Regions from separate parts of the Mus musculus genome. Here region 1 is linked to region 2. The links are chromatin loops, found by intact Hi-C in ENCODE. Cell type or tissue: left cerebral cortex. All regions are shown on one strand.

Region 1 (8,000 bases), 150 kb after region 2:
GAGAGGCCCTTGGTTCTGTGAAGGCTCTATGCCCCAGTGTAGTGGAATGCCAGGGCCAGGAAGCATGTGTGGGTGAGTTGGAGAGCAGGGGGAGGAGGGAGGAGATAGGGGGGTTTTCAGAGAGGAAACCAGGAAAGGGGACAACATTTGAAATGGAAATAAAGTAAATATCTAGTAAAAAAAATAAAAAGGAAATAAAAATGTGTCTTAACTCTATAGGGATCCTCCTGGCCCAACACTGGCAAATGCTAGCTTTACAGATGTGCTTAAGTCTAACTGTCCTGTCAGATTCTCCTAAAAATGTAACATTACTTTTGTTTTCAGCTGGTGTATGCTGCCTGGTTGGTGGCTCAGTGTCTGAGAGATCTCGGGCGTCTAGGTTAGTTGAGACTGCTGGTCTTCCTATGGGGTCTCCTTCTTTCAGCTTTTCCCTAATTCAACCACAGGGGTCACCAGCTTCTGTCCACTGGCTGGGTGTAAGTATCTTTCAGCTGCTTGTTGGGCCTCTTGGAGGGCAGTCATACAGCAGAGGACTGCCTGGTCTGGCCTCAGTCAGAGAAGATGCACCTAACCCTCAGGAGACTTGAGGCCCCAGGGCATGGGGAGGGGTCTGGTGGGGTGAGGTGGGGACATCCTCTTGGAGACAGAGGTGGGGTGGGGAGGAGGTATGAGATGAAAAACAGTTAGAGGGCAGACCAGGAGGGGGATAAAGACTGGATTGTTAAAAAAAAAAATAGAGAGAGAGAATAATAGAAAAAGAGAAAATAACAACAAAACCAAATTTAAAAAAGTTATGGTTTTTATCAGAAGTCACTACAGCATACAGAAAGAAGAAGAAAAAGAATACAGCAAGAAAGTTATCTACAAAATATTGATGCTGACAAGCTTTCAGAAAATAGGTCAGTAAGTTCATGAAGCTGCTGTCCTCCAGCATCCAACTAATCGGCTCAGTTCTAGCTCCTCTGGTGTGGGCTCTGGAAGCACTGTGACACTCTCCAGGGCACACCGCCTGGGCAGTGACAGATCAAGGGTACAGCCTGTGGAACAAACACAGGCCACAGGCTGCAAAGAAAACAGAAAGCCAAGGACAAAGCACTTTCTAAGCAGGTACAACCTGCCTGCTCACAGACAGAATTGGCTAGGAACACTGACAGTTGTCAAGAACCTATAAGAAGGAAAGGGACAATGATACTTCTTGCCTAACCTGATCAAAATCCAAGGGTCTACACCAAAGAAAGAAAAAAAGAAAGAGAGAGAGAGAGAGAGAGAGAGAGAGAGAGAGGGAGAGAGAGAGAGAAATTCTAAATGTCACTGTCATGACCAAGTATGGCAGCAATCAGAAGGTAAGAGTCCCTTGGCAACAGTCTGACTCAGCTCCAGCAAGTCTCAGGCAAGCAGGGAGCCAGTGTGTTAGACAACAGTATACTGCTGTGCGAGCGCTCTCTTTTCCGTGCTGCTTTCCCTCTGATGTCACTTCCAGAAATGAAATCAGTTTGAACTGTTAAATAAGAAAGAGAAGAGGTAGGGTTGGTTCATGTATGGAGCTGACACAGAGATGGGCTTCATTAAGGAAAAGGGCACTGCAACCAAGGAGCTATGATCGATCGGGAGAGTAGGAGAAAGGGTCAGGTCACTCTATCAGCGACTACACGTGTGGAAGATCAAGGGGAAGGAGTGGCTTACTTCCAGGCATGGGACGGGGATGGAGAGAAACATGAAAAATTCCCAAACAAAGGAAAATGTCTGACTTTCGTTTCCTTTGGGGAGGTGGTGAAGTTCTTCACTACGTGATTTTAGTGTGGACTGTCCACCATGGAGGAGCACGGAGGAGCCAGGTACCAGGACAGAACATGCAAATTAAGAGCTGTGAAATCACAGCACCATAGCTGACCTTCCCAAAGACAGTTTGCAGGCTGTGGGGTCTGGCCTTTCAGAGTGATGAGTGCATTAAAGGGTCTGACTTATGGGCTAACGGAGACATCTCTGTATCTATGAGATCTCACCATCTGCCAATAAGAGTCTCATGATTATCAACCTGGCTTAGCAACACTTCTCACGTAAGAATTCTCTCCAAGATAAACTAGTGCCTTCCCTCAACTTCATAATGCCATTTCTATCTCAAAAAATATTTATTGACATTGCTCAGAAGGAACAATATTACCTTTTTAGAAATCCTTCCTTATGGAAGGCCCTTCTATTGTCCCCAGATTATCTACCCGTAAGGACCAACCTTTTTCCTCGTCCTTTCAACCGCCCTTGTTCCTCTGCACTTTCCCTTTGTCCTTTGTTTAAAGAAGCAAGCCACAACTGCAATCAATGGTCCACATTCCATGAGTAAGAACATCCTTATGGCGTCAACAACTGACAAGAGACCTTAGGTTTGCTCTGTATTTTCCACCTGATTTCTCTATAGCACATCACCATGGATGATAATCCCAAGTAAATGGAAAATTCTAGCCCCCACATATATTTCACAAAGCAATAAAGAGGCACATATCAGAGAAATCATTATGGCTCTGCAGAGACAGCTGCTGTGGGGGCGGTGCTAGAACTATGGCCAAGTTTCTACAGCTTTTATTTGAAAAGACTCTCAACTTGCCGGCCTTGCCTTATTCACTTTGCATGTCCTTAGAATGCAACTGGCTGCCAGCTGCCTAGCATCCGAGCCCCATGGCTCTCCTCACTGCAGCCTGGCCATGGCCACTTCACTCTTGCTGGATTATTATTACCAAACGTGACTAAGCCCAGACAGAAAAAATAAAGGGAAAGATAACTATTTAAGAACTAAATGAATCAAGGAAGCGATGGCTGGCTGGTACAAGCCACCTGCATCACTCAAATGTCGTGATAAGATCAAACTGAAATAATATGTAAAGAAAGAAATCCATTTGGTCTTAAAAGCTTATTTTAGGAATTTGAGAGTTTAAAATCCATCTTAGGAAAAATACAGAAAGGTTAGATAATTAAAAGTGAAAAAGAAATTTGTCCCTCCTCTAAAAAACGATGAACAAGAAAGTCATCCATTTCTGTAAACTGATTTGTGTTTTCAATTCTAAGTAGAAAACTACTGGGGAGCTACAGCAGCAAGGCTGAGAAGAGGGAAATACCTTTGCAGATCTGCAGAGGGCTGCGTGCCATGGGGGAAGAGGACTCATTCCACATCACTTGCTGACATGCACAGGGCCAGGCCTCTGCTTACAACAGGCACTCAGAGGTACAGTCCAGGGCTGGGTCCCTGTGCCTCCTGCCTCTTTAGGAACAAGTTCAAACCGGCTGCCTGTCTTTCTCCAGAGGTGTAGTCATGAGGGAAAAGCCAGGAAGTGGTTCTCATTGGCCGAGCTTTGAGGGATTATGTCTTAGAGTTGATGCAGTCCTGGATGAAAATGGTCTGGCATTTCCTCTGCTGGCCTGAATTTAAAACTAGTTCAGTATCGTACCATACCAATATGTCATTAACCTTCTGAAGTCTCAGTCTTCTACTCTGAGCAATGGGGCTAATGATAATTTTAGACCCATTATGGACCTAAAATGTCTGTCAAAAACAAAGTGGTTAGTGACAAAGCACTGATTTCCATTTCCCTAATACCCTCAGTATCTGAGGGTGTGAACATGCTCAATTCTGTTACCTTTCAGAGCTGTCAGGTTATAAAGTATGAAAAGGTCACATGGCAAAAGCTGCCGGAGTTTCCCATAACTACTCTCCTCTCAGTTAACTGCTGACCCGCAGTATCTCTCACGCCTTAAAGAACTCTAGGTCCTCAATGCACAGTCTGTTTGAGAAGGAGACTGAGACAGTACACAGCAGCACACCTGACCTCTGTGTGAAGACTCTTCATATCATGCTTTATATCACACACAGCATCCTTGGAAACTCATAGGTCTGTAATATCACCCTCAAACTTGGGGGATCTATGGGGTTGAACTCTTATTATTAATGAGAACATAAATTATAGCTTTATGAAACAAACAAAGACCCATACAATGAAATAAAAGTATGTCTGTCAGGGAACAGCAAAAGGCTCCAGAGACCTGGGATATTTTTACATGATCCCCCAAAAGGTTGCTTAGGCAAGTAGATAAATAAATGGCTACTAATAAAAATTAACAGTCAACATACACGGGGAGGAAGATGGTGGGAGGGAGGGAAGGAGAGGGAGAGGGACAGGGAGAAGGAGAGGGAGAGGGGGAAGAGAGAGGGAGGGGGAGGGAGAGGGGGGAGGGAGAATGGAGAGGGAGAGGGGGCAGGGGGAGGGGAGTGGGAGAAGGAGAGGGGGGCAGGGAGAGTGGGGCATGGAGAGGGAGGGGGTAGGGGGAGGGAGAGGGAGCAGCGGGTCAGCACTAGTGTGGTTTCCCTGGCTCTGCCCTTCCCTCTCCCACCCTTTTCCTCTGAGTAGTAGTTTTTCTACCCAGTGGCTGATGAGTAACAATGGCTCTCTGAACCCATTGGTAAACAAATTCTGGGTCTCTTAAAATCAGCACCCAACTGCATATTTACAGAACTAAGGAAAAGCTCACTATATATTTGTAATTAAGAAGATACTGGTACTATTTTAGAGGACCATTTTTATGTTAAACATTTGTTTTGTATCTAATGCTTTGTATTTCGGCTGGCTCAGCACTATGCAAATTTGTTCATAGAAGTGAATGAATAGTGAGACTGCAGCAGGGCGTGTGAGCTCCCATAGAAGAGCAGAGTGAGGGACATGCCAGCTGCCTTTGCTGGCATCAGCGTCGAAGGGAGGGACTGGCAACACAAGCATGGTTTCACCCCAAAAGCCCGGCTCTAAGCACCAGTCTAACCATCCTACTATCATATACAGATGCTACCCTAGCCTCAGACACTGCCGTACGTTTAGACTTGCTGTCTCAAGCATATTCTGCTATATACCTCCCTCAGTAAGAAAGGGCCCACAAAGCACAGGACACTGTCAGTCTCACTCACAGGGGATTAAGGGCATTACAAGGTTGGCTATGGCACCATTTCCCCCAAAGCGGATTTCCAAGCCTGAGATGTTCTGCATACCTAGGGAACGGCATAAAGTAGGCACTTCTCTGATCCCTGCTCCTCCCTATTGGCCAGTTCTTAGATTCTTGTTCTCTTTCCCTTTTTCTTTCTCCCTCAGATCATATCCCTAGGATTATCTGAAACCCTCCAAAGGCTTTGGCATAACTACCAGCCTAAGATTAGGCCTCAGTTCTCTGGCACATACTTCTTAGGTAATCCCATCCCCTACATAGTGCTTCCAAGTGAAGGTTCTGGACTGTCTACCCCAGTCTACAGAAAGAAACCTTCTCCTTTCACGCTGTGCCTTGCAGTCACACCACAGTTCCCCGAGGACCACGAGGATGCTGACATCTCCTCTGTAGTCCCCTTGTCTGCACCAGCCATTTCTTAGAGTCCGTTTGGTTAATTCCACAGGTCCAAGCTTCTCAATTTCTCACCTAACTCAACTCTGACCACCTCTATCCCCACCCCACTTTTGAATACCTTCACTACAGCTATGAGGATGTTATCTGTCCTGCAGGTTGTCTCGCTGATTCTTGGTGCATCATCCTGAGTTCAGCAGGCCGTCCTTTACCTTGCACCCTTCACAGTGACTAGCAATCTGATCTGATTTATCTACATCATAATGTTCTTCTTACAACCTGTATATTGTCTCTAGGAAAGCAAGTTCATCTATTACAGCAACACTTTCAAGTGATCGCAGAAAGAACAGTCTGCATGCAAATGAATTTTAAATAGTTTCAAGTATTAGTGAAGCAACTAGGATTCTGAAACATAGTCACTGTTCAATTCTATTAAAGAAAAAAGGTTAGAATACTTAGTAACTAGCATATTAACTATTTATATGAGAATATGGGTTCTTTTTTTCTTATCACAAATTTTGAGCTAATAAAGAAGCATTATTGTACCAATCAGACAAAAGCTGATTAGATCCTGTGCTTAAGTGTGTTTCAGACAACAGAGTCCTTCAATGGCTGCAAAATTATTCCGAGTGCTTAAAGATGTACTCTAATTAGTTACAATATTTATTTTCTCTAAGAAAATTTTTGTGGCCACTTCAAACAGTCTTTGTAACTTACTCTCATGTCTTCTTCAGTGCTGTGATCTATTTACACATAGTGAAAAAGCTTCCTGAAGTGGAGAAGTTTTTCAGGTTTTCTATTTCAACAGGTTTCCAAATATCAAACTGCAAAGTGTAACAGGCATCCAAATGGCCTGCAAATACTTATGTAGAAATGAACTCACTCACTCACTCACTCACTCACTCACTCACTCACTCACTCAGATGGTCATGTGTGTTAGAATACTTACCTGCAAGTTATAATCTTGCAGAATTTTAACCAAGGAATCTCTCAAATTGGGAATCTCCATTCCTTCCTTAATTCGGTGGATAAGTAGAATCGGGTCCACATGTGTGCCAATGTTGTTCAACAAGCCAGTGATAAATGCTACAAAACACCAGGTTAAGACCAAATAACACATGTGCACTATTAGAATACACTTTGTTCACAATCTAAGTTTAGATCATAAGTAACTGAACCTATTCCTTTAAGAAATGTGTTAAAAAGTGTGAATTTATAAACTCTCAAGAACCAATCCTCTTTAAGTTTAAATTACACTCATAAGAACTAACTTCCTCTAAGACTAAAAGGAGAAACTGAGACCATCTTAGGAAAGTTAAATGGTCACTATTGTTCATGCCGCTTCCAAACTGTTTTTACTGTCCAAGAGCAGGTAGCAGAGAGGGCCTCTGGGCATCCTGATACTAGGCACGCTAATATTTTGCAAGGTGAGTATATACTGTGCTTCCCTTTTACAGACAGAGGACATGAGAGTCTTAACTTATCTATGGTCACAAAACTCAAGTTAGAACCCTGTTAGGTATCTTGTAGTTTCAAGATAGAAAGTCTTCAAGCTTGATTGTAGATGTAAGCTAATTACACGAGAATAGAACCCCCTAACTTAAGAGTAGCCACCATGACCAAAATCACAATAAAGCTGTAAGGAGAAGAGATGCAGGGAGGGGAGAGCCAGTTCTGATGGCTGAGTGAGCAGCTACACTTATGACCTCCCAGTGCTGTGCTGATGAGATGGGGCTGGAAAGGAAAACTGCTGCAGTTCAAAGCCTCACTACTGCCACATCTGCATTTACAGTGGAGGCTTTACTATTAAGACTTCATTACATTTATGTATCTGTTTATTCACTCATATTAATTTGTGTGTGTGCATGTGTATGCATGAGAGAGAGAGAGAGAGAGAGAGAGAGAGAGAGATTGAGATCCACATGTGGAGAGTGTGTGTGGAGGTTAGAGACAACCTAAGGGAGTAATTTCCTTCCACCATGTGGGTCCTAGAGATTAAAGTCCTCGACCAACGCACTTGGTCATAATTTAGGCCCACTGTATCCTGAGATATTCGTCCTCATATAACCGGCTATAATCTATACTGACAAAAAGATTTACAATTAAATAGCCTTTCTGCTTACGTGGTTTGTCGATGGAGTATAGAATCAGATCTTCCCAGAGCTCTCCATCATCTTGTTCCTTGGCAAACTCAATTGCTTTATCAACATCATGCAATTCCTCCATAATCATCTTGAGGGCACTTCTACTGTTTCCCATTCGGCCTAGGTGGGGTGAGGAAGTGTAGGACACTCCATTCATTTAAAAAGGAAATAGCATATTTCTTCATTGGCTTGCAAAGTGTGGAAGATAAGGCTGAGGCTGACTTTCTTATGTGACACTAGCATTTCCCATTATGTCCTATTTAATCAGTGCTCACGGTGTGTGAAAATATTCCTCGGATGGTGTTATATGAACGACATCATTTACTCTCACTATGATTCTAAGCAGGATGCTTTATTAAAGTCCATACTTCATTTTAAAAATAAATTTTTATTTATATTTTAAATATGATCTAGGGTTGACGCTGAACAACCATGAATTAGCCACTCTATTCACAGGAATAGGAGACCTGGGTTAATTTTCAACCAAGG
Region 2 (8,000 bases):
ATGACATCCTGTACGCATCCTGTACCTACTGGCATATGTATCGGCATAAGCTCATATGTGGACTGTCTCTGTTTTGATATCTGACTTGGGAGACAATAATGGATATTGGCCAACATTCTCTGAGAGAATCATTGTTTTGAAGAATGTTATGGGAACTTAAGAGAAAATACTTGAAAACTTTGTACTATTTAGTTTTATATCTACTTCACAAAAGAGTATCTGGGAAGAGGAACTTCTGTTAAGACAATACCTCTGTCAGATTGCCTGTGGGGAAGTCTGTGGGGCATTTTCTTCCTCTTTTCTTGAGTTTCTTTTCTTAATTTATTTGATTTAAATATTTTCATGCTATATTTTTTTATCATCTTTTCTACTATGCCAACTCTTCCTAGATCACCCTCACCTTCTTGCCCCCTCAAATTTGTTTTTCTCTTTCTTTAGATTTGTGGTACATGTTGGGGGTGCAGCTCACAAGCGGCATTATTGCCTCTGAGCGGGTGATTCTTGTATAAGAAAGCATACTGAGCAAGCCACACCCCCATATGATGATGATGTGATGACGACAACGATGATGATAATAAGCAGCAGCAGCAGCATCCCTCCATAGTCTCTGCTTCAGTTCCTGCCTTATATTTCTGTCCTGACTTCTCTGATGATGGATTACAACCTGTAAGTCAAAGAAACTCTTTCCTTTCCAAGTGTTTTTTTTTTTTGTTCATTCATTTGTTTATTTGTTTTTGTTTCATTTTTTAAAGACAAGTTTATAGAGAGACAGAAAGATAGATTGATAAATAGATGATAGAAAAACAGATGATAGATGGACGGTAGGTAGATAGTGTTAAACTGATAAGGCACTGAATATGAAGATGGATACTCTGCTCCTTCCCATACTGATTCCTCCCCAGGTTCCTGCCTGGAGTGCTAAGTCACTCACATTCATTTCTGATACGATTAATCAACTATGAGCTTTAGACAACACAGTAGACCCAAGAGTTGGCACGTTCTCCCGTTCTCCCAGGGATATATAGACAACATCCAGGGCTTGAATCACAAACAGAATCCCTGCAGTGACCTTGTGAGTTTGAAAGGCTGTGTTCTGAAACAATCCCATATACACAAGATTGAATTGTAAACGCACCGACTACCCAGGGCTCAAGCATGATTAGATCTACAGATTCAAATTCTTATTATTTTCACTAGGATTTTGTCTAAGGGGAAATTTGGCTTAGAATGATTTTGTATACTCGGCAGCAAACAATGTATTGAAGATTACATGTTTTATTACTGATGGGAATAGAGAATTCTTGTAATAAAAAATGTCCCAGCTAAAGGAATCGCCACTGTCTGGTTTATTCATTCTCAAGGATGAAAATCCTTCACGCTATTTTTTTACCCAAAATATTTAGTGAGACCAAGATTGCAATTCTCTATCCCAAGCCTGACCATTTTCTAGCTAAATGAATTTCACAAGACTTTAACATCTTTGAGAATTAATTGTCCAAACAACAAATTAGGGATTTCCTAAGTTTGTGAGTCAAATAAATGAAGTTAATCCTCCCAAAAACTAACACAAGGCTTAGAAAAAATGGTAGATGTTACATAAATGGTAGACTTTAGCTTTTAGAATTTTAGTAATTGAGTAAAAGCCACACATTTAAATAGTTGAAGGTAAACACTAATATTAAGATACAACTGGACAAAGCAGTACAAAACTATAATTCTAACATCTCGGAAACGGAAGCAAGAGGATTGCTGCAAGTTCAAGATCAATCTGGACTAGGGCTGCCAGAATTGTAAAACAAAATTCTGTCGAAAGACAATACCAACAAAGGCACTCACAATAAGCAAGAAACAACTACATATTTATGGGGTACTATGTGGATAGTGATTTCCAACACTCATTTCACAGAAAGTTTTCATACCATATCAGGCACCTCTCCAGTTCTCGTCTACTGAGGGCTACAGTGTGCCAGGTGCATTGGCAGTCAAGAGGAAATACTAGCAAAACAGAGCCCCCTTTTGCCCTAGAATGCTTAGAATCCTAAACTAAGCTGTAGTGCAGAGGGATTAAAGCACCAATGGTCATTAATGAGCGCCATGTCATGGCAGCAGAACAGGTGGGAACACTGCCTGCTATCCATCAAGTGGGGTTGTCTTCTTTAAAATGAAAAACAACCCAGGAGAGTTGCCCTTAAAGAACTCTGTCCTACCATCCTTGCTCTCATGCCCTCTAGCTGAGCCCTGCTCTGTAATAACAGGAAGAGGTGAAATTGCTGATGTGTTCTGCGATATAGAATTTCATCCCCATCTACCCTTGAAAAACACTTGATTGCAACCAGTTTATTCATACATACATTGCATTTTTAATAAATGAGGTAACTGAGAGAATATTAGCATACACACACACACATACACACACACACACACACATATATATATGCTTGGTATATTTGAATGTACTCTAGTCACTATCTTTCTGATGCTGACATTGTGGCATCTCAGAGAACTATAGTCAATTCAATTTGACAACTGTGTCATTTTTTTAGATGACCCTAGGTAGTCTTTCATAGCTTCCTTGCTTAGGGAATACTGCAATATTGAATTTTATCTTACACATTTCCTTGTACACATGAAGTAAGCCATTTCCCCAAAGAGCCTTGACGTTAAGACATTTTTAGCAGGAAATTGTTCCACGAAGAATGAACGGTTGTATAGTTATCATTGCTTCTGGCCTCTCTATAGAATGGAGTCATTCTATATGGAACTATAGTCATGGAGTTTCTTAGTGATTCATTTCTACTTAGCATCTTCCCTGGAATCTTCCATTTAACAATACTATCCCTAAGAGAATGTCTCCCAAATCAGCTACTCAGAAAAACTTACAACTTCCACCAGTACACACTCTTCCTTCTCTGGCGGATCATTCTTGCATGAAACCTTGAGTCAGGGAACGAGGGAGGAAAGAAAACAGGCCTGCTGTACTCTAGAAGGCTGGTTCCTGAGGAGGGAACTGGGAACACGACACTCAGCCTTTGTGGAAACTTTCCTTGTGTGCTACTCCCTTGGGGATACATCCTGATTCCATCACTGCTTCAGCAGAAACCTGAGCAGATGGAGCTGCACTCTCACGACTCCTACCTAAGTAAAACAACCATTATGTAAAAATACGGGCTTGACTCCAATATGCAAGGGCATCTGTACTTTTGGCCCAATAGCCCTCCAGCCCTTCAAGTTTTAGACTAAGTTTTCTGTCCCCTTCCAAATGTGAAACACAAAGTGCCCTTTTTGGAATTCTCCCCAGCAACCAAGAAAGGCAGCAGTTTCCTACTTGGAGAGGTAGCAAGCTATATCTAAATCTTCAAGTTTCAAGGTCAATGATATATTCATATATACATTGCATTTTTAATAAATGAGGTAACTGAGAGAATATCACCAAGAATAATATTTGACAATAATTATTAATATATTGGTGTCAGTTCAATGGATAATCATGCTTCATCTACCCTTACAGCATACTCTGTGGGTGACAGCAATCTCATCCTTCAATCATGATGAGGATTCTGAGAGTTTGTGAAGCTGTGCTCCATATAGGGTTAATAGGAAATTTGTGCCTAGAACCACTTGAATTCTAGGTAAACAACATTTATTTCAAGGAAAGAGCAAGCACAAATAGGTGGAATAACACAGGGCAGGATATCCAACTTGGCCACTAACTTTCAGTGTCAGTGGAATAAATTACCATTAATTTCTTAACTCTAACAAGACCCTCAAAAAGTGACCCTCTTGCAAAGTAAGAAGATTCAGGTACAGTGACAGAAAATGTCAAGGTCACCTCTGTATAAGATCCTGATAACACACTCCTAGCCTCAGTATATCTCATACATGGATCTTTGGGAAAACAATTTGGCAAACGCTCTTTCTGCTGGGCTCTGCAATTTATTTTACGCATCACAAACCCAAAGTTAGCCTAAGCTTTTAATGCATGGGTCTATTAGCTAGGCTAGCAGTCTGCTGTGCCAGTGGACTCTTCTTGCTTAAAGGGCTATTTAAATGCAGCAAGCCTATTTTTGAAACATCTTTCATCATCAAGTGTGGTATATTGTGAGGTTTCTAACCCTCAGTAATGTTTCAGCCCTGATCACTTCTCCTGGTGGGGTCATTAAATATAAATGTATGCATAGCTTTGGTGACAAGATGGCTCAACTTACATAATCCTTAAACCAGAGGACAGTGAGTTGCAGCACTATCGAGACATTTTTCCCAGGCATCTTCTCCTCGAAACGAAACACTTTCCTTGCGTCCCTCAGGAATGTAAATCTCATCTCTTTGGCTATTTTATATACTCTCTAAATTGTAGATTACACAAAATATTACATCACCTATAATAATGATGTGATGCATTAAATAACACCAAACAATGGCTTCCTAAAGTTATGCAGAAGGTAAAACATGCTTAGTATTTATAAATATTTTAAAAGGTTGTTAGCATCCCCAAATTGTTTAAATGTCAAATTTTTCAGCATTCACATAAATAGAAACAGCAGTAGAAATTCACACACACTCACTACCAACTTCAGGATTCCCAAGTCTTCCCCATTCTTGCATCACACATGCATCTTACTCTCATCAACATTATTATTTTCTATTTATATTCCTTTTCAGACAGGGTCAGCTAAGATGACCTTGGCAACTCCATGTCTCTGCTTCCAGAAGGCAGGTAAGCAATACCACGTTTGGCCGTGACAGACTTTGAAGGACGTTCTCCAAGATGAGTCACATTATGACTTCAGTGGTGCCTGAAATTTTGTATTTTAAGAGCAGAAGATAAAATGGCAATGATTTTTCAGATGCTTCCGTCGCCGAGAATCTCACATCGTGAGCATCTGCTCCCATTTTAAAACTACTCTAGATAGTCCCTCGTGTTTGCCGGCTGCAAACTAAGGTATGGACATGCTAATCTAAGTGAGTCAGCCCTGAGCATCGTGTACCACGGTTTTATGAAAATACAAGATGGGGGTGAGAGGAGACATCTGAAGCTAAAGCAGGAGGCTCCAGCCAGGAACAGACAGAGACTCACACAGTCCACATTCTACTGCACCGAAGACTAGAGTGACAGGTCCTCATGTTGTTTTTTATCATAACTATTTTCTGCTGACCCACTGTCATAGATTTGTACTAAGAATTTCACACATCTTCTCTTTAATCTTCAGCAATATAACGTTTTTTATTCTCAAATGTCTAGTGAAGAAAAGGAAACTTAGAAAGGGAGAATTTCTCAGCAGATCCTAGGATAGAAGCCAACTCCTCGGGACCTGAAAGTCCAAATTCTCTTCTTGACAAGTTTTGGTCCCTAGTAATGCAGACTGAGGAATACACACACACACACACACACACACACACACACACATATATACAGAGAGAGAGACCGAGAGACAGATGGGAAGAGAGAGACAGAAAGAGAATATAATTATTCTGATCAAAAGATGTGTGATATCTGGTTTAAACATTGTTTACACACAGATCACATAGCTAATGTCATGCCAGTCTGTATGTACAGCTCTACGCCCTGTACCTCAGGTACAGGTAACTTTGAAAGCCAGTGTTTCCTAAGGCAGGTGAGACAGGAGGTCTGGCCATTGGAACTGCTTAGTATCAACGAAGACCATTCTTGACATCTAACAAGAAGTGCTTCAGAGACTGGGAGCCCACATTTTCTGAATTATCAGTGGTGTTTAAGTCTCAGTAAGAATAGACCTTCTGATATTTAAATAACACTGTGTGCTAAAATCAACTGACGGGGGATTTGGAGAGATTTTGACAGTTAACTAATGAAAGATTGCAAATGAAAAAGCACTAAATTATACTCTTAAATATCTGTGGGGAGGCTGAGAAATGTAAAACGAGGTCCTCTGAACTTAATTCTTAGAAGAAAATATGTAATTAGCAGAAGCCTGAAGTAATGAACCACAGCTTAAAACATTGCAAAAGCAGTCCTCTGTGGATGACCCAGCTTTGGTGATGCAAACATTGATGATATGTGTGAACAGCTTAAAAAAAAATCAAACAACAACAACAACAACAAAAACCTTTGCAGTCACTGTGACGGCCATCTGGGCTCATCCTCTGAGCCCAACAATACTCACTATAATATTAAGGTCTCTGTAGTTGGATAATCATCTAAGATTCTCAGATTTAAAACAACTATGGACCACAAACTAATAGCCCTTCTTCTATCCCTAACTGTTTCTTCATCATGTAGAATCATCTTTTAAACATGCATTTCATGTGATATAAAGGTTGACGATGTGCAGGTGAATACATGTATACTCCTTACTCCGTTTTTTTCTCTCTCAGCACACTCATTTAAGTCAACGAAAGGGACAAACTTTTTAAATGTCAACTCTGAACATCATGTTAGTAGCAACACAACAAAGCAAACTTGTCAAGATGCAGGCTTTTTTTTTTTGTTCGAGCGTGCAGTGGGCCCCACTCACATCCTTGCTGTGTTCTGTTCTCCAGCATCTCCCATACATGGAGGCTGAGGTGGCTGAGAGTCTTTTTTTCTTTTTAAACTTAGCTTCAAGGAGATCCCTCTGTGGGAAGCCGCCCCCACATTCGCCGTCACAAGATGGCGCTGACAGCTGTGTTCTAAGTGGTAAACAAATAATCTGCGCATGTGCCAAGGATATTTCTCCACCCCATGTACTCTGCCTTCCCCGTGACTACAACTCGGCCATGGGCTGCAGCCAATCAGGGAGTGATACGTCCTAGGCGAAGGATAACCCTCCTTAAGAGGGACAGGGTTTCGCTTTCGTTTTTGGGTTTGAGTTTTGCACTCTTGCTCCTGAAGATGTAAGCAATAAAGTTTTTGCCGCAGAAGATTCTGGTTTGTGGTGTCTTTCCTGGCCGGTCGTGAGAACGCGTGTAAGAGTTGGTGCCGGAAACCCGGGACAAGAAAACTCGGGACGGGAGTTAACCATCACCGGCGCAAGGAAGATCCCTCATTCCAGAACCAGAACTGCGGGTTATGGTAATGAAGGTTCCCGTAAAACAGACTGTTGAGAAGGATTCAACTGCGTGAATTCAGAACTCTTCAGCTGGGGAACAGGGTACCCGTAAGTATAGCTTTACAAGGTAAGTCTGGCCTTGAACTTTCTAACGAAATTCAAGACAGTCTATCAGAAGTAAAGTGGGAAATAGCTTTACAAGGTAAGTCTGGTCTTGAACTTTCTAACGAAATTCAAGACAGTCTATCAGAAGTAAAGTGGGAAATAGCTTTACAAGGTATGTTTGGCCTTGAACTTTCTCTAGTGTTAGAAGCCCTTTTGTTCCTTTTCACATGTTATCAAGTGGTTAAGGCAGGGCGGATTCTGGACGAAATTCGAGACAATCTATCAGAAGTAAAGTGGGGAGAGAGAGTAGGAGCAAAGAGGAAATATGGTACACAGAATAAGTATACAGGCCTTTCCAAGGGTCTTGAACCCGAGGAAAAGTTAAGGTCAGGTAGGAATACCTGGGGAGAGATTAGAAGGAAGGAAAAGAAAAAAGAAAAGAAAAAAGATCAATTAGCGGAGGTCTCTAGGAGATACTCATCACTAGGTGAGCTCAAGGAGCCAGCTCTTAGTAGCTCTGAATCAGATGACGAATTCTCCTCTGAAGAAACAGACTGGGAGGAAGAAGCAGCTCGTTATGAGAGAAAAAAGTGCCAGCCAGATAAAATGCGAGCTAATTGGTCAAGAAAAAAGCCAAAAGCGGCTGGCGAAGGCCAGTTTACTGCTTGGCCTCCGGGCAGTCGGCTTCAAGGTGCACTTCCGCCCTATGCGGAGCCCCCGCCCTGCGTAGTGCGTCAGCCCTGCGCAGAGAGACAATGCGCAGAGAGACAATGTGCAGAGAGGCAATGCGCAGACTCATTCATTCCCAGAGAGGAACAAAGGAAAATACAACAGGCATTTCCGGTCTTTGAAGGAGCCGAGGGTGGGCGTGTCCACGCTCCGGTAGAATAT

The links. Peaks named below come from ENCODE experiments on the same cell type or tissue, not always from the same donor. Only the 100,000 strongest peaks of a DNase experiment are listed, where the experiment ranks them.
Region 1: a loop joins it to region 2, with 4 times the contacts of the local background. A loop is called at or near these places in 2 of 42 quality-filtered maps.

What each region holds. Positions count from the first base shown.
Region 1 is chr13:18,852,978-18,860,977 of GRCm38, reverse strand. It overlaps Vps41 (VPS41 HOPS complex subunit), which reads right to left. Exons shown (of 29, transcript NM_172120.4): 24 at 7,491-7,631; 25 at 6,317-6,453. Among named protein-coding and RNA genes, the nearest start is that of Amph, 91 kb to the left of the region's middle. In left cerebral cortex, no CTCF peak of the experiment used is centred here; DNase peaks (open chromatin) are centred at 1,400, 2,560, 3,159 and 4,675; H3K27ac peaks cover 1,470 bases.
Region 2 is chr13:18,999,670-19,007,669 of GRCm38, reverse strand. All of the region lies in intron 1 of Amph (amphiphysin), which reads right to left. Among named protein-coding and RNA genes, the nearest start is that of Amph, 55 kb to the right of the region's middle. In left cerebral cortex, no CTCF peak of the experiment used is centred here; DNase peaks (open chromatin) are centred at 3,061, 4,084 and 4,933; H3K27ac peaks cover 3,003 bases.